Regions from separate parts of the Homo sapiens genome. Here region 1 is linked to region 2. Evidence: chromatin loops called from intact Hi-C (ENCODE). Cell type or tissue: ascending aorta. All regions are shown on one strand. Links, peaks and the distances in the headings refer to the core of each region. The heading gives the core; the rest is flanking DNA.

Region 1 (2,728 bases), core at 229-2,728, 54 kb before region 2:
GCTTATATCAATTAGCCTATTGTAAAATTAGTAGCATTATACATTGTTTTGTTTAAAGTTACAATTTCCAAGACCCTACTGGTGATGTTCAGTAAGGACTCACTGTACAATCCAGCTAAGAGCAGCACTAAGCTGGGTGCAGTGGCTCACGCCTGTAATCCTAGCACTTTGGGAGGCCACGGTGGGCGGATCTCCTGAGCTTAGGAGTTTGAGACCAACCTGGGCAACAACAACAATAAAAAACTAGCCTGGCATTGTGGTGCATGCCTGTAATCCCAGCTACTCAGGAGGCTGAGGCAGGAGAATTGCTTGAGCCTGGGAAGTTGAGGCTGCAGCGAGCTGAGATCATGCCACTGCACTCCTGCTTGGGCAACAGAGCAAGACCCTGTCTCCAGGAAGAAAAAAAAAAAAAAAGCAGCACCAAAATGAAAAATTATTAAACCGAATTTTCTAGTTCCCTGAGGATTAAATCCTTAATGCAGGAGGATTGTCTCAGATAGAATGTCCCTGAAAAGCATCTAATGGCAGGCCTTCTAAAACTTTCATTCAGTCTACAAGATCATTTGTGTTCAAATTTCAGTCGCCCAATTAGGAGATCAGCTTTTTGCTAATCAGATTCTTCATGAGGCAAAGAGGTCATCCGATGTAATACCAACATCTTTTGACAGGCGAGACATTAAATTATAAGCCAAGAAGTTAAAATTACCTTCCCACTAAAGGGAAGACTACCAAATTCCTGAAAAGTTCCAGAAAGGAGTCTTGTTATTCTAAAGATGAAAGTATTTAAAAATAAATTGTGAATAGAAATGGATAAAGCTAGAAGCAGTTCTGAAAAATAGTAAGGAACTTGAGAAAGTGTTGTTGAAATACTAGGGCTTAGGCTTGTGTTTTAAAGCATGAATGATTGCTTCTGGATCTCTTAGGTTGCAGGAAAAGTCCAGACCAAACTTTCTGGGTGACTTTTAGGTAACGAAATGGGGCACTCTGGGTGCAAGACTGCTTATTTCTGAAATCGTGGTTTATCAAGGCTGAAGTTTATTTCCCTTCCTGCTCTGTCTCCCAGTGGTCTGAAGAAAGGAGTTTGTGTGTGCGGCAGATTCTAAGCCAGGCTCTAAGTCTGAGTAACTGTACACTGGCATTAATGGGATTGGCCATGGCAGAGTGGAGGGGCAGGGGCCTGGGTCCAAAGACTTGGCTTTGAGCCTTGGCTCAGTTATTTACTTATTTGTTTACTCACATATTTAGACAAAAATTGTACATATTTATGGTGTACAATGTGATGTCTAGCTATACATTGTGAGATGATTAAATCAAGGTAATTAACATACCCATCACCTTACCTGCTTATCATTTTATGGTGAGAACATTTAAGATCTACTCTTAGCACTTTTCAAGAATATAATACATTATTGTTAACTATAATCACCATGCTGTATAATAGATCCTCAGAATTTATTCATCCTGTCCAACATCTTTTAACCAACATCTTCCCCACTTCCCCCGCCCCAGCCCCTGGCAACCACTTCTGTGAGTTTGACTTTTTTTAGGTTTCACATATAAGTGAGATCATGCAGTATTTGCTTTTTTGCTCTGGCTCAGTTATTTCTGGCTCTGTGACCTCATCACATTTGTCATCTATAAAATGCCTACCTCCCCTGTTCCACTTCCACCTACTTCACCAGGCTGTTGTGAAAACAAAATGAGATAATGTGTGAATTCTGGGGTTTGGCATGACTGTCACATGTTAGAAGTACTTGGTGGGGTTGGTGGGAGGTGCTGCTTAAAATTTTGCTCTTATTTTGGCATCCACAATGAGACATACTTGAGAGGTTTAAATAAAGCAGTAAAGGCCATAAATGCGTTTAAATTTAGTGAACTCTTTGTTACTTGGAACATTTGGAATCATTTAATTTGCTGAATTTTAGGACCTAACTTTCCTATACCTTCTCTATTACTTAGAGTATAGTCATGGCTGCCATGATGGAGAGATCTAGAATAGGAGAGGCTTAAACAACCTAGAAATGCATTTCTCTTTCCTGTAACAGTCTAGATCTAAGTAGTCTGGGGCACTTTGGGGCTTGGGGGTGGTACCTGGATTTGGGGACTGAGAGGCCTCTGTCTTGTCCATGTGGCTTTCACCTCTTCATCCACGGAGGCTGTTCCAATTCTGTTCAACAGGAAAGGGAGGGAAAGAAAGAGATGGCCACAGCCATGTCCCTTCACTCACACCCTTTTGAATGGAGCTATTCAGGTGTCCACACTTAGCTACAGTGTAGTGTTGGTGTCCAGAGGAAATTTTAATTGATGTGTAAGAAGAGAGACTGAATTCTGAAAAGGGGTAGTGAGGGGCGGTGGGTAACAAGCAGTGTCTGTCACAGATGTCTGTGATTATGTCATTAACTGCCCTTTAAGAAATGTACAGATGAGGCCTGGCACAGTGGCTTGTGCCTATAAACCCAGCTACTCAGGAGGCTGAGGTGGGAGGATCACTTGAGGCCAGGAAATCAAGATCAGCCTGGGAAACATAGACCCTGTCTCCAAAAATACATAAATAAAGTGCATAGATGCATGGCAGACAGCTGATTTTAAGTTTTTATTTTATTATTGCTTTTAGAGAGGGGATCTGGCTATGTTGCCCAGGCTGGTCTCGAACTCCTGGCCTCAAGTGATCCTCCCATCTTGGCCTCCCAAAGTGTTAGGATTACAGGCATGAGCCACCATGCCTGGC
Region 2 (3,036 bases), core at 256-2,755:
GCCTCCCGAGTTCCAGGGATTCTCCTGCCTCAGCCTCCCGGGTAGTTGGGATTACAGTCACCTACCATACCTGGCTAATTTTTGTATTTTTAGTAGAGATGGGGTTTTGCCATGTTGGTCAGGCTGGTCTTGAACTCCTGACCTCAGGTGATGCACCTGCCTCGGCCTCCCAAAGTGCTGGGATATCCCAGTTTTATATATGAAGAAATGAATCCACAGAGATGGAGTCATTTGCCTCAGGTCACACAGGTAGTTATGAGACACCAGCATTTGAATTTAGGCAGTTAGACTTCAAAGCTTGAATCATTAAACCACAATGATACCTTGCGTCTCAAAGTTAAAACATTGTGGTTTTTAAGGATTTCCCCATCAGGTCTGACCAAGGTTATATCATAAAGCAAAGACATGTTAATTCATCTACTTATTCAATGTGATAACTATAAATTAGTTGATGATTAGATAAAAATCTGTGATTCTCCTAAAATGGGAATAAATGTATCAATCAGGTAGACTATGCAAAGTCCTCAATAGCTCATAAAGCAGGTAAGATGCAATTTTTCTATGACATAAATTTGACTAATCAATATGCAAAAAATCAAAAATGCAAAAAAACCCTACATATTTAAAATCTCTGGCTTAGACTTTGGAAAGTCTTTTGTGGTTTGGATGGCCCAGTTTTCTTAATAGGTCTTCCTAGAAATGTGTACTAATACTTTCTCTCACCTTCACTTCTGAAGGATGCTGTATGTGGGATGTGGTCCAGTTGGCATTTTTCCAGCTGTCTTCTGGCTTCCATTGTGTCTGTTGAAAAGTCAATCCAATATCTTATTGTTGTGTGACCCAGGGGTCTGGGTGGCTTTGGTTGAAGGCAGGAGAGTGGTTACTTGCTTCTGGGTGGAGCTGATGGGACTCTGGGGGTTAATGTGGAAAGTCCCTCTGAATCTTGTTTGTCTGTGTTGTACCAAAATTCCCAGGGCAGTGATAAGAGTTTCTTTATTGGGTAATTAAACGTGATCCTCTTACATGTAGAACCTTCAATATCACTTCCATGAGCTCACTTCTGTTTATTTTCCTCCCTCCCCTCTTCCTCCCTGTCTCTCTCTGGATGGGCCCCACCATTTGCAGCACAGACCCTGGATTCTCATGCTCTATGGGATGTGGGCCTGCTGGTGTGTGCTGGGGACCCCTGGTGTGGCTATGGTTTTGCTCCATACCACCATCTCTTTCTGCGTGGCCCAGTTCCGGTCTCAGCTCCTGACGTGGCTCTGTTCTCTCCTCCTCCTCTCCACACTGAGGCTGCAGGGTGTGGAAGAAGTTAAGGTAAGTGTTTTCCTGTTACCATTGGGAATCCAGAGAAGGCCCCTTTGGCTTTGCCTTGATCCCAGTAGACACCTTGGTTTTCAGACAAGAGATGATTGTAGAACTGTGATGGGGCTCCCCATAGTGGCCGTACAGGGTTGCTACAAGTGAACCCTAGTGGTGCATTCTGCAATCCTATCATTCCTGGCTGTGTTTTAGCCCTGTGAGATTGCCCAGGGCTGGCCCTGTACCATCTCTCCCAGTTTAGGTGGGCATGTGGGGTGCCAGATGTCACAGGGCCAGAGGGTCAGGAACAAAGAGAGAAGAAACAAACAGATGATTTACTAAAAAACATCTGGAGAGTGCCCTACAATTTATAGGGAATGCACACATCACTCAACTCATCTGATGGCCACAATGGCCCTGTGGTGGTAAGTCAGGTCTTTTTCTTCTTCCTAGTTGATGGAACAGATTTATTTATTCATTTGTAGAGACGGAGTCTTGCTCTGTCACCCAGGGCTGAAGTGCAGTGGTGCGATCTTGGTTCACTGCAACCTCCGCCTCCTGGGTTCAAGCGATTCTCGTGCCTCAGTCAACCGAGTGGGTGGGATATAGGTACCTGCCACCATACCCAGTTAATTTTTGTATTTTTAGTAGAGATGGGGTTTCACCATGTTGGCCGGGCTGGCCTCAAACTCCTGGCTTCATGTGATCTGCCCACCTTGGCCTCCCCAAAGTGCTGGGATTACAGGTATAAGCCATTGTGCCCGGCCAGGAACATATTTATTATCTACTCATGTGACCCAGTGGAAGCTCTTTCAATTTAGGTAGTGAAAACAAAGTGTTTAGCCCCGAAGGGCACAGACCAAGCTTTCATTTCTGTAAACCCAGAGGCATTTTGACAGACTCAACCACCTATCCATTGTTGGTGCTAATAGAGGAGGACACTGGGCTCAAACCTCACTTCTTTAGGGCTTTTGTTTGCATTAGTAAAATCTTATTTTATAGGCACTTACCTTTTAGCTTTATTTTTTTTCTCAGTCACAATAACAGTGCATTTTTACTTTATGAGTGCACATCAGACTTGACCCAGAGAATTGGTGGATGACAGACAGACTGCCTTCTGAGTTGAGTTTCCTGTGCCTTGCTGAGGCGATTGCACCTATCAGCAAATTCTTCTTGTACTACATTTTCTGATTTCTGTTGTGTGTTCTCTGATCATCTCCTGGGCAGTGGCTAGCATCCCCTGGACGGCTCTGGACTATCTGTTTCTGTCTTTGGTAACTGGAGTGACCTAGCCCTGCTTATGCAATTGAAGCTTAGGCCCCTCAGCCTATCTCAGGCCCACTCAGGCTGTGTGAGGTTCCTTCTCTCACTTGTCTGTTGAATACACCCTTTACATGTTCAAGTTGGAGCTGCCAAGGTCTGTGGCTGCAGGGGAGTAAAGGCAGAGTCTGTGTGGAACTCTCAACCATCCAGAAGTGGGAGCTTTCTTTTAAGGAGAAATGCATGGCAAGAACACAAGTCCAAGGCCCCAGCTCCAGGGTCTGGTTCTGGGCACTCAGCTTCAGAGCCCTTCACTTTTGGGGCCAGTTGACTCTGAGAACAGCCAGCCTGAGAGTTGCGCAGCTTGGAAAACATCAGGGGTCATATGCCCAGGGCAGGACCATTGATGTTTCCCACCTTCATCGACCTTCTCCTTCCTAGCCCGGTTCCCAAACACTGCCCAACTGGCAG

What was found. A loop is a pair of places that touch in the nucleus more often than their neighbours do. Peaks named below come from ENCODE experiments on the same cell type or tissue, not always from the same donor. Only the 100,000 strongest peaks of a DNase experiment are listed, where the experiment ranks them.
Region 1: it touches region 2 in a loop (2.1-fold over the local background); 7 of 110 quality-filtered maps call a loop at or near these places.

The regions. Positions count from the first base shown.
Region 1 is chr1:210,345,672-210,348,399 of GRCh38, forward strand. All of the region lies in intron 1 of HHAT (hedgehog acyltransferase), which reads left to right. Among named protein-coding and RNA genes, the nearest start is that of HHAT, 18 kb to the left of the region's middle. In ascending aorta, for the core only: no CTCF peak of the experiment used is centred there; a DNase peak (open chromatin) is centred at 1,540; H3K27ac peaks cover 2,028 bases.
Region 2 is chr1:210,399,343-210,402,378 of GRCh38, forward strand. HHAT (hedgehog acyltransferase) reads left to right here. Exons shown (of 12, transcript NM_018194.6): 5 at 1,126-1,320. Among named protein-coding and RNA genes, the nearest start is that of HHAT, 72 kb to the left of the region's middle. In ascending aorta, for the core only: a CTCF peak has its summit at 1,447; a DNase peak (open chromatin) is centred at 1,449.